Regions from separate parts of the Homo sapiens genome. Here all the other regions are linked to region 2. A link is a loop called in an ENCODE intact Hi-C map of the cell type or tissue named here. Cell type or tissue: dorsolateral prefrontal cortex. All regions are shown on one strand.

Evidence for each region. Peaks named below come from ENCODE experiments on the same cell type or tissue, not always from the same donor. Only the 100,000 strongest peaks of a DNase experiment are listed, where the experiment ranks them.
Region 1: it touches region 2 in a loop (6-fold over the local background); 6 of 110 quality-filtered maps call a loop at or near these places.
Region 3: a loop joins it to region 2, with 8 times the contacts of the local background. A loop is called at or near these places in 11 of 110 quality-filtered maps.

What each region holds. Positions count from the first base shown.
Region 1 is chr18:78,657,697-78,661,696 of GRCh38, reverse strand. No RefSeq gene overlaps it. Among named protein-coding and RNA genes, the nearest start is that of LINC01896, 320 kb to the left of the region's middle. RefSeq lists an enhancer at 1,599-2,100. In dorsolateral prefrontal cortex, a CTCF peak has its summit at 1,746 (motif pointing left); a DNase peak (open chromatin) is centred at 1,776; H3K27me3 peaks cover 2,316 bases.
Region 2 is chr18:78,984,191-78,988,190 of GRCh38, reverse strand. All of the region lies in intron 1 of SALL3 (spalt like transcription factor 3), which reads right to left. Among named protein-coding and RNA genes, the nearest start is that of SALL3, 6.4 kb to the right of the region's middle. RefSeq lists an enhancer at 2,814-3,328. In dorsolateral prefrontal cortex, a CTCF peak has its summit at 1,818 (motif pointing right); DNase peaks (open chromatin) are centred at 1,870 and 2,984; H3K4me3 peaks cover 1,938 bases; H3K27ac peaks cover 2,310 bases; H3K27me3 peaks cover 4,000 bases.
Region 3 is chr18:78,071,314-78,075,313 of GRCh38, reverse strand. No RefSeq gene overlaps it. Among named protein-coding and RNA genes, the nearest start is that of LINC01029, 80 kb to the right of the region's middle. In dorsolateral prefrontal cortex, CTCF peaks have their summits at 467 (motif pointing left) and 1,852; no DNase peak of the experiment used is centred here; H3K4me3 peaks cover 541 bases; H3K27me3 peaks cover 944 bases.

The DNA.
Region 1 (4,000 bases), 330 kb after region 2:
TCCACCCAACAAAAGTGGGAGGTGGGTTGAGGGAAGGTGAGTTCGGGCCATTCTCTCACTGGAGGAGGGACAAGGAGGTCCTGTGGCTCGTGGCCATGATCCTGTACCTGGTCACCCGTTCTACTAGGCAGCCATCCCCAGACTGGAGTTGACTCTATCCATGTCTGCAGGGGCGGGTGCCTGACCTGGGCTCTGCACCTTCCTGTGACTGTATCTGCTGGGGTGGGTGCCTGACCTCCGTTCTGCACCTTCCTGTGCCTTTATCCATGTCTGCTGGGGTGGGTGCCGGACCTCCATTCTGCTCTGGAGTTTGAGGGTCTTTGTACCGCTTGCTATAATCACGGGGCTTCACGCACAGCCATGCATCATTCCTGCTTTGGCTGGTGGGTTTAGTGTGTGCTACAGATGGGAGGGGTTTGTGAACCTTCTCGACACTGGCTGCCATCACACGGGTTACACACGAGGCCCAGGTTACAGGAGGCTTCAATGTATTTTAGAATCTTGACATATGTTCCCTTCTCTCGTCACCCGCGACGTGTTCTACGACAAGGTCCTATTTCTTTCTGCCCGCATTGTTGGTGGTGCTAATTCCCTAGTAGGATGGATGACAGAAGGAAGGAGACATCTCAGGCTTGTCTTTAGGGGCCTCACAGTCTATTTTAGCTGAAAAAACTAACGCTGACGGATTGCATGGCAATGACTTCTTGCTTAGACGTGTGATGTGACAGATGGAAACCATGAGGAGCAAAGCCCTCGTGCATGCGGCCTGGAGAGACTGGGACCTTCTCAACTGGCCATGGGAGAGAAGCTGCATTATTCACAGCAGTGCAGGCTGTGGGACTCCCGGTCCTGTGGGATGGATGGGCCTCGCTTTAGGCCACTTGAAGCTAGTGTGGGCAAGATGGGCATTCTTGGAGGGCAGGAGGGAGAGAAGGGCGTCGCTCACAGTGAGAAAGCGGGTGGGAGACTGGCATGCAGTGTCACATGCAGCTTTCAGAGCTGGAGAAAACGGAACTCCCTGGCAATCTGGCAGTAGCCTGGCACAATTACATGTTTGAAAACTTCATTTCCACAAGAACTAGGAAGATAAGTTGCATTGACAAGGTCTTAAATCACAAAGTTTCCCCGAGACTCTGAAACGATTGTAGGCACTGGTTTTGTCTTGCAGTGGGGAGAGGCCAAGTGGCGAGAGGAGCCTCCCTGGCTGTCCTCAGCAGCACGGTGCATTTTGCAGCTGGGAAGCCCCATGGGGAATGGCTGGAGGCTCACGTTCAGGGCCTGAGGACGACAGTGGGTGCCACACACCACAGGTGGAATAGTGAGGGCAGGAGGGTGACGTCCAGGTCCTGAGGACGACAGTGGGTGCCACACACCGCAGGTGGAACAGTGAGGGCAGGAGGGTGACATCCAGGCCCTGAGGACGACAGTGGGTGCCACACACCACAGGTGGAATGGTGAGGGCAGGAGGGTGACATCCAGGCCCTGAGGATGACAGTGGGTGCCGCACACCACAGGTGGAATGGTGAAGGCAGGAGGGTGATGTCCAGGCCCTGAGGATGACAGTGGGTGCCACACACCACAGGTGCAGGTTGATGTCCAGGCCCTGAGGACGACAGTGGGTGCCGCACACCACAGGTGGAGTGGTGAGGGCAGGAGGGTGACGTCCAGGGACGCGGGGCTGCCTGGTGGGCTCCTTCGAGGAGCCTGTGTGGAAGTGGGCACAGATGCCTCAGGGCAGCAGTGCCACCACCTGGCCAGCCGCAGCCTCGCAGCCTCCACGTCGGAAGTCCCGGCATCCAGCCGTCTGCCGGAGGGGCTGGTGGTCCAGCCCATGCCTGCCAACATCTGGTGACAGGGCAGACAAAGCCCATGCCCCAGGGTGGCTGTGGGGAGTTCCCAGGGACAGCTGGGGGATGGTGGGTGCCCGGCGGGCAGGTCTCGTGGAGGAGAGCCCATGGGTGGTCTGCAGATGTGCCAGGAGCTGAGGGAGAAAGGAGACATCTCTCGGGAAGGTCTATAGGACAGTGTCCTGGGATGTCCTTTGGAACAGCTAACAGGCCCCCCTGAGACACGATGTGGTCTACACCACCCAACCTCATGCCAATGGCTCTTGCCAAAGGCTCTTGGAGAAGCCGGGTGCAGGGATGACGTGGTTCTCATGGGGTGACATCTGTGTGGAGACAGCTAGTTACGGCGCTGGCTGCATTTTCCAAACACCCCTGGGTCAGGCCCTAAACAGGTGGCTCTTTCTTCTAATTGCTAAAACGTCAAGACTTGCAGCTTGTCATTCTACCAATGGGGCACATGGCAGCACCAACTAGAGAATGAAACACTCACGCCCCTGCCCTCCCCGCTCCAGGGAAAGGGCAGCTCAGCCACCACAGTTCCAGGGCTGGCTCTGCACATCCATGAGGTGCTCTCGGCCTGTGGGCCGTGGAGGTGCGATTGCTTTGTTTTCTAAGGCAGGATGTGCCGAGAGCCACTTTTGCCTCACCTGTGGGGCCTTGTGTTGGGGGGTGGAAGGGCAATGGTGGCAGTCCCCTTCCTTGCATCGGATGGCGAATGGGCAGTGGTGACCTTCCCCCTCATTGCATCGAGGGGCGGATGGGCAGAGGTGGCCGTCCCCTTCATTGCGTCGAGGGGCAGATGGGCAGAGGTGGCCGTCACCCTCATTGTGTCGGGGGCAGATGGGCAGTGGTGACCGTCCCCCTCATTGCATTGAGGGGCGGATGGGCAGAGGTGACCGTCCCCTTCATTGTATTGTGTCCACACAGCCCCACGCTGGGTAACAGATGAAAATCACTATTACTTTAAAGTTGACCCTGGGGGCTTAGGCCATGCTTCCACAAGGCCACTGGACTTCTGAAAAAATGGGCCACCATCCTGATCTACCTGTTGTCTTGTTTCTGTGATGTCAAAAAGCCTCCTACCCCTGGACGAACCGGCGGGTGGGTGGGTCTGTCGCGGCTGCACTGCCTCCCTCTCTGCAGCTCCAGCACAGAGCCCCTTCCTCCTGCTGCAGGGGCACCTCCCCCTCCTCCTTTCTCTCCACCACCAACTCTGCCCTTCTCTGCAAAAGAAGTCGGCATTTTCCATGTGTTCAGCTACCGAGAAAAAAGGTTCTATTAATATAAATTGTTAATTAGGATTGTTATCATTATTTTGTGTTCCATGCAGATTAGTCATTTGAACCTTGTTCTTTTTCACAGAGAAGGAAACCAAAGAGAACAACATGGTTTCTCTCATAAATTATCGAAGGCCTTAGTAGGTGTTACTACCACCGGAGATGCAGATCGAGCATTTGGCGTGGAAAAAATAATAAGATACCAGTCAGTGTTGACCAGGTGCTGGGGGAGCCAACATTCATCCTAATGTCTCTGTGCGAGGCAGTGAACTGCTGTCCTACCATGCTCTGTCCTTATGGCACCTGACCTGGGGGTGGGCTGTGGACAGCTGCGGCCTGGGGCGGCCAATGCATACGGCGTGGACTCCATCACACCTCATGGACACAATGGCTCTCTCTGGATTTGTGAGCAGTATGTTGCCTCATCTTTAATGTGTGAAGGTATTTTTTCCTACCATTTAAGCTACTTTTAAAAACAGCGTTATTGAGGTATAGTCACGTTCAATAAGCTACACATATTTAACATGTGTTATTTGGTAATAAGTGTGGACACGTGTGTCTAACTGTGAAGCCATCCCTGCCGTGAAGAGGGTGAATCCTCCTTCCCTCTAAAACTTTTCTCTGTTCCTTCCTGGCCCTCCTTCCACTTTTGTCCCCAGAAAACCCCTGCTCTAACTGTGCATCCGTCCGTGTCTCTCATCTGTGAATGGAATTGGAAAGTTAGTGCTTTTCTGTGGGCCTGGCTTCTAACTCAGCACAGTGACTTTGTGGCCTCTCACTCGGCAGCATGCGGCAGTGGCTCGTTCCTTTCACCGCAGGGCAGAGCTCTACTGAGCACACGTGCTGGGTTATCATTCATCAGTTCATGGATATTTA
Region 2 (4,000 bases):
AATGTATTTAACCACCTTTTTAAATTAAACTTGTATTTTGAACTGGCCTGTATGCATGTTCCAAAAATAGAAGTTATTACATTAATTAATATGGCCTAAACTTTTTATGTCAAGGCAAAACCATGTCAGCGAGGCACTGTAACAACAGTACAACAGTGACAAGTTTGAGAAATTTATTTCCAATGCAATTTTCATTTTCTTCCTCTCTTTGTTTAAGGGGCGAATTAAAAAGCAAGCATTGCAAACATTATCATTAATGTCAAAGGAACTTATTTTTTGCACACTATTCAACAGCTAAGAGACGTGAAACTGTAAACAGGCAGGGGATGGGCAGGAATGGGATTTTATTAGAACAAGTTAAGAAAAATGCCAACCAGTTCACCAACTAACAGAACTTAGCGAACACTCTTCCCTTCTTGGTGAATGAGAGTATCTGGCCAGGGCTACTTTTAGGAAGTACCAACCCATTTGCTTCTATGTGAACGTGAAGGTGGCCTCAGGACCTGCTCTGCCACAACCCGCCTTAGCTGATCTCAAATTAAGTATCACACCCATGGTGCCATGTTGGCCATCTGCACTACACAGGATAAAAATATAGTTTTTTTTTCCATTTAATTTACAGTGATCCCAATATCTGCTGTTTACACCTAGATTTTCAGGGCCTCTATTACCATGTGCACATTCCTTCCTGTCTGTGTTTCTCAGTTGTACAGAAGAGGGGAGGAAGGTCCCACAGGCCTTTCAGAGAAAACCTCTAACAAAAGCATAGCTTCAAAGACGATAGTTAAAAAAAATATGTATTTTCCCCTTCTAACTAATAAAATATACACAGAATGTTTAACAAAAATGTTCCTATTCTTAGGAGTGACTCTTGGTGTGAAAGGAACCCCTCAGACTGTCTGTTTTTGGTCTTCGCTCAGCTTTAATCCCTGGTCTGTTATAGAATCTATCTATCTTCTATCAGAATGACAGGCAGAATTTTTAGCCTGGATGATCTTTTTAAAGCCACAAGTGAAAAACATCATTGTAATATGTGTGTGTAAAATACAGCTATGTGATTTCCAAGCAAACTAATCCTCTGATTTGGTTTTACATGAGAAATTACATGAGAAAAAACCTAAAACAGGTTTTTTTTTTAAAAATAAGTTTACTTAGAATAATATTAAAATGCTCAATTTTTACATAAATTTTGTGTATGAAATATATAACTTAAGATATGCTGTGTATACCTATATAATATTTAAGACGATGCTTTCTTCAAAAATTTCAAGCTACAGTTCTTGGCATTTCAAGTACAGTGGTTTTTAAGTAAGCTAACCAATTACAAAGTAGTATTAATATAGGTGTTCTGTAATTTCCTTTATCAATCTCAAAAGCTCACCTTCAATACACTTTTGCTGCATGTTTTTTACTCATTACAATGAACAAGAGAAGCAGAATTTGTTTAGTGCAGGGAAAGGGTTGTTAACTTATCCACTTCAATGAGTAACTTTAAAATGCCACGTGGATCTTCAGGAAAGGAAGACGGACTTTTTCCTTTGCCTTTCCATCTCTTAAAAATCCAGAAAGCATTTTTTTCCAGTTTTCCTAAATTGTTAGGAGACACTTATTTTCTTGCAAATTAATTCTTTTTAACTCCTTATGATAGCTTTGAATCCCATAAAGAAAGATGAATTATCACATACTGAGCCCAAGCTGTGAAACAGGAGGAGACAAATAGAGACCCCTACTGTGTTTAACAATGTAGAAGAAATTCCAGACGCAATAGAAAAATTTTCTGTCCTTTTCCCGAGACCTCAGAGTGTGTACGCACAGCGCTGAACAGTGGAGGGCACTCTTGCCATGCTCAACGCGGCTCTGACCACACACTCCCGCGCGTCGACGCCATGGCCCACACCTCAAATTTGTTAAGTCACGACCACCTGTGGCACAGTCACCAACTGTCTTCTGCTTAAAACATTTGCAGTTTTTAACCTGTGCAGTGAAGCACCCGGGAGGAGACACGGTTGCCTTTATGGGTACATGCAGATGGGAGCTGGACAGCACTCGCATTTGCTTTAACTATCTGCCCTCGACGCTGCTTCAAATAATAAGACGTTTGTTACACTTCAAGGTTGCACAATAGTTCTTTCATTTAGATGTTATGCTGTCATCACACTTATAAGGAACGCGTGTGTATCACTATCTATGCCTAATGAAAAATACGCAGACCTGAAATATGTCAGCTGATGCAAACAATTTCAATCGAAATTTGATGAGGGGGTGAAAACAAGGTTTTGCTAAATCACTTTTGGTGAAGATGCAGATGGTTTACATTCAAAGGCTGTGGTCTCACTGATCCGACACATGAAATTAAACGTGCTATTTCATGACATGCCTACTTGAAAGCACCCAAACACTGTCCATTTTTCAAATCCACTATGCATAGAAATAAATACGCAAAACCACTTAGACATATAAATGCCTACATGTAAATAGCTCTAGAGGGGCACATGAGCCACGCTGCGTCCAGAAGCAAGGCTACCATCAGCTGTGACCATCAGCCCGCTCACACTCGGGATCAGGCGATGGAATCATTTCCATCATTTGTCAGCACTTCATGGCACTTTCATTTCTACAGGCAAAGTTTGCACATATGCAAAAAATCATCCTGGAAAAGCCACTGCCCTGGGTCGTTGAAGCCAGTGACTCTGCACGTATACAGATCCTACAACAGAATTACCAAACAGTGCGGTGAAGGTCACTCTCGAAAAGACCAGTAACGCCGACGAATCACGACAAAGTGCCGCGGCACCTGCAGGGTTAATTAAACAGTTCAAGATGCAATAACGACACAAAAGAAAGCCGTTTTCTCTTCTTCTTTAAGAACTATAAACACTTGTGCTGAACTAGATGGCGTCTGAGAAGCCGTGCAGCACGGCGCAAGCTCGCGGGATCTCTAGTTAACACTCAGATTCAGTGTTAACACTTAACAGAACAGTGGTGAGCCCTGTTGCCAAGGTCAACAGCACAGATGCACTAATTGTATTATGAGCTTGACATCTAGTGGCCACCCCTGGCAGGGCAAAGCAGGCAAAGGTTAAATCAGCAAGGCTTGTCAAAGCACTTCTAACTACCCACCTTCAGGGAGAGACGGTCGGAAGCTGGCCAGCACTCTGCAACCCCACCTTTTCAGACATCAGACAAAAAGGCTTTCTGCGCCGAGCTGGCTGCTAATGCTCGCAGAGAATGCGAAGGGGGTAGGGATTTTAGATAGTAAGCAGAACTAATCTGAAGGTGATTGAAAAAGACAGGCCCACAGAGGAAAATATTTAGACACCACACTGGCATTATCGGATCCCCTTGGTGGACACCGTCTCAGTCTGGAGAACGCCTCCCTTTAATTAAGAAACAAATCAATCTTCATCTCTAACATAGAAACCATTCCATTATTTTATTACAATTAATATTTTATACTTTCTGGCATGTGACTGGCCTGGTTTGCTTAGAAATCAGTTAGCTGCATTTTAAATCATAAATGTGTCGAAATTACATGAGAAATAACCCTAGACAGGTTTTTTTTTTTAAATAAAAGTTTACTTGGAACATTAAATTGCTCAATTTTTACATACAGTTTGTTTCATTGTGTATGAAATGTGTAATAATTAAGGTATGCTGTAATTACAAACCTGTCCTTCCAAGACTAAAACATGTTGGTCTTATTCTGGCAACTACTGAACAAATCATGTAGGAAAATAAAACTAATAAAAACAAAAAATCCTTCCTGTTATATTTAAAAGTTATGCTTCTTGAAACTATCTTGCAGCACTGAAAGATGGTGCATATCCTCATTAGAAGTGAAAAAGATTTTTATTGTACTTAAATAAAAGCTGGTGCCAATACTTTTAAGAATGCTAAATTCCAACTAATGGTCAGCACACAGAATAGAAACCCTGGTTGTGCTTTTGCTGAATTCCCCCCAAAAGAAAATATTCTTAGGGCTACCTGGAAATGAATGGTA
Region 3 (4,000 bases), 910 kb after region 2:
TTTTTCCCTCTCTGAAAACTTTTTATGCATATGTATATATAATAAAGTGACTATGGAATGGGCTCTTGAAGGTGCATGGAAAATGTCTTACCCAAAGCCCTAAACAGTTCTGCAGTACTTGGATCATAAATATGTTTTGATAAGTGATAAACTCATTTGGCATACTAGATTGGACACTCCCAGGAAGAAGAGAACAGGTAAAAAATGTTTGATCTTGCAGGGGAGCTGTTGTCTGTCTGCTTTCTAGGATGTAGACAGAAAACACTGTTTGTCCCTATCAGGCTTCAAGAAATCGAAAAGGATTTCAATGGCGGTTTTATTTCCGTCAATCATTAAAACTGTAATAACTCAATATTCAAGACAACAAGCTATAAAACTATTCCCATTCTACCTTGCCAGCATTTTATGATAATTCTTTCTTTTGGACTTTAGAAATCATTTCCCATTCTTTAGCAACTCTCTGAAATAATTCTTACTGACTGCAGTGACACCTACTGCTGGCAGGATCGCTTTACTTGGGGTCTCAGACACAGAACAGCAGCCTTGCAATCGGGGGGCATGAAGATGAACAGAGAATGATTATTCGGAAATGCAATTCCTAACAAAAACCAGTGCTGGCTCCCAGGCCGGCCTGAAGCAGGAAGGAAGCACAGCATCTCTCGGTTCTTTTGTCCCAGGACTCAGGTTCCCATCTCCACCCAGGCAATGGTGGAGCAGCTTGGAAGCCAGGGATCTCTGCCTTCCTTAGCCTTCGGCCTCCCAGCCCAGCTCCCTGAAACACCGCATCTACAGAGAGCCCTGCTATGCCTCGGTATAAACCACTACCTGATTAACAAAATAATTATTCCAACCACCGCCACATTCTGCATAGACTTAAGCCTTTCTGTTTTAACAAAACAATGTTAATTTTCTCTTAGAACATCTGTGACCCATTCACATAACTGCTAAATTAAGACAATATTATTTTAAATCACTATCTTTGTTACCTTCCCAACCTTAAGAAAAGCCAGCAAATAAATTTAAGACCATGTTTCCTGAGATACTCATTTGAATTCTGCCCTTGCCAATATGCACGAATATGTCTACAGCCAGTTTTCCTCCTTTTGTGCTTTAAAATAACATCAAAAGCAGCAACAGCACAATAACAATTGTAAAGACAGCTAAAATTTTTAAGTGATCATGCAATAAGCTTTCACATTGTAAAACTAAAGCTATCTCTGCAGTTGTTTTCCTAAAATATTACTGTATTGACATCGCACCGCCCTCTGCTCTCTTCCCACCAGCTTGCTTTCCGTTGTTTTCAGTTCCATTAACCATTGAAAAATAATCCAGTATTAGGGAGAAGAGCTCTTTTTCTGTATCGTGTGTCTTAAGGAAATCACTTTCTTAAAAAAGAGAGGAGATTTCATTTGTAATATTTCCAGAATAAGCAATGAACTCTCTTTTTCATTTTGAAGACGAAAGCAGAACGTGGGAATATTCAGATCCAAGCCAGTTTTCTGCTGGATGTTTAAGAAGCTTACACATATACAAATGTATTTTATGCATATAGCAGATACGAGGCATGTATAATTCTAGGATATATAAAACAGAAGCACTAAACATAATTTAAACAAGTAATAAGAACTTCATTTCCCCACACAGCACATACAACCGCAGCCGTGGCAAAGCTCATCACTGCTGTCTCAGAATAATAGGACTTGGTTTTGAATTGCTGTCCTTAAAATCTGACGATAGAAAACAAGTGCAACGCATCCATTAACACAACACAAAAGTTAAGAAGAAGTTGCTCTCAGAGAAGCAATCATTGTCTGTGACTCCATAGTGCCACCACATGGAGTGATATTTGAATATAATTCAACTGTTTCAGACTCAGTAAACTGTCTGTAAATAATACTTTACATACTTCATAAGACAGCAAAGAGGGATATCTAATCTTCTCTCTAGCATGTGAAGTTCAAAATGTTTCCTTGTGAACACAGAGGTGTCTCATTTCTAAGAGCATGAATGCACTGTAGTAAAAACCAAACAGCGAAACTGCTTTATTCCACCAATAAAAAAAGAGCCATTTGGTAAAAGGATGCATTACACATTTTCTATTTAAATTAGTTTATAAGAAGCAGATGTTAAGCTTTCCTTGGTAAGAAAAGAAAAGGAGTTATAAATGAATTAAACTATTTTTTCAGTGGATCTCTGACCCTTCACTCTCAATGCATTTCTGTTTTGAGTAATAATGTAAATGCATATTTTTATTACTAAGGCAAGTGGTTTTAGCAATTATTCTTTAAAATATTAGATGTCAGGTTAGGAAAGTCCACCGAATTAAATGCCAGTCTGATACCATAAACCAGCGCAGGTCCCAAATCACATTAACTAGAGAATCTTCAGATGAAAACTCACTCCGTAAGAGCGTCTGTGGAAAACGCAGCCTAGGCTTCAATTCTACGCTCTAATAAAGCGTCTGTGATTTCAGATTTCATGATCTCTGTCAATTGGTTGTAAAGTACAAATTGCAATTCAAGCAAGTTTGAGAGCATTTTCTTTTTTTGTAGGGGAGGTTGGTATAAACTGGGATGACGTTGAGCATCCAAGCCTCAGCCAGAAAGTGATCATGTTTCTAGAACACGACCCCCGTACACAGCCCCCCACATGGTTCACCACGGTAAAGGTGCTTTCCATTGTAATTGTCTTTAAAGGAGCTTTAATTAAATGCTCAACGTGGATGGCCTCACTAGACGCTTTCATGCTCAGACATTTTTAAAGAGCAGAGCTCTCGCCGGCTGGAAGCACAGCCTGTGCGTCGGACGCTGTTGTCTCTGCGACGGTTCCACTGAACTCACTCCTAACGATCTACCCTCAGTTACCTAACTTCAACACTATTTTTTCCTTAGACTGCATTAATGAATCCAATAAATAAAGCATTGTATCACCCATCCAGAATGGACATTAATTTTAGAACAAAACATTAATCAACTTAAATTTATGTACTAATGCAGACACAATCAATTTCAACTTCTTATGACAATTAGCAAAGCTTTCGCTACATCTCTAAAACACACTGACCCATCAATTATGGTTTGCATCAAAGTAATGCTAATGACACCTCCCTAGTCCTTAGGCTGCCAACAACCCACCTGATTGGTCAACTTGAATGCAGCAAATCAATTAATATAAATTATACATGCACGAAAAGATGGGTTAATATCATAAGTTAATTTAATTAATTGTGTTTGATTAAATGAGGTACTTTCATTAGCCCACTTAGCCATGAACCATATATACATCATCATAATCCTTTTACAAGCTCAGCCGCCCAGACATAGCCCTGACATCAAGAGCATATTCAAATTACCAGCCTCAGCCATGCAAACCTCCCTGCATAATTAACAACTAAACGAGCTGCAGTCACTTAAGCTGAAAAGAAAACTGTTCACATCAACCTCTCTGATACTGTTTAAATTGAAGGTGTCATGGGTAAAACAAAGGTGAACAGACAATGGTAATTAAAAATTAAAAAGGACAAGGGGGATTTGCAACTAATGGAAGCAAAGTGGAAAGAGGGCTGAGGCCTTGGTTCTTTCAAACGCAGTGTGTGAGTATGGGGTCATTCAGATCCCATCCTTTCTGGGCTGTGCTCAGTGCAGAATGTCTGCCGGAATCAGAGACATGGAGCTTGACTGGATGGTGGACGAGGGCTGACCTAAGCAGCTCCATCAGGAGCAAATGAAATTGTAACAGGATGGCCCCCAAAGCCATGGTTTGTCGTTACCTCATCGTGAACGCCGGCCACACAGGTGCGGAGTCCTGTCCATTTCGCCGGGGTCTGATCCCTGGCCATGTTTTCAGCTGTGGTTCCGACCTCAGGTATCAAACCCTGTCCAGCACGGGAGCCTCGCCCAGCTCCCGAGAATGGCATTCATTAAATGGATTTTCTTCCAGACGACATGGCAGAGGCTTGACATAAAATATAGGGATGTCTGATGGAAGTTATTCATTCCTT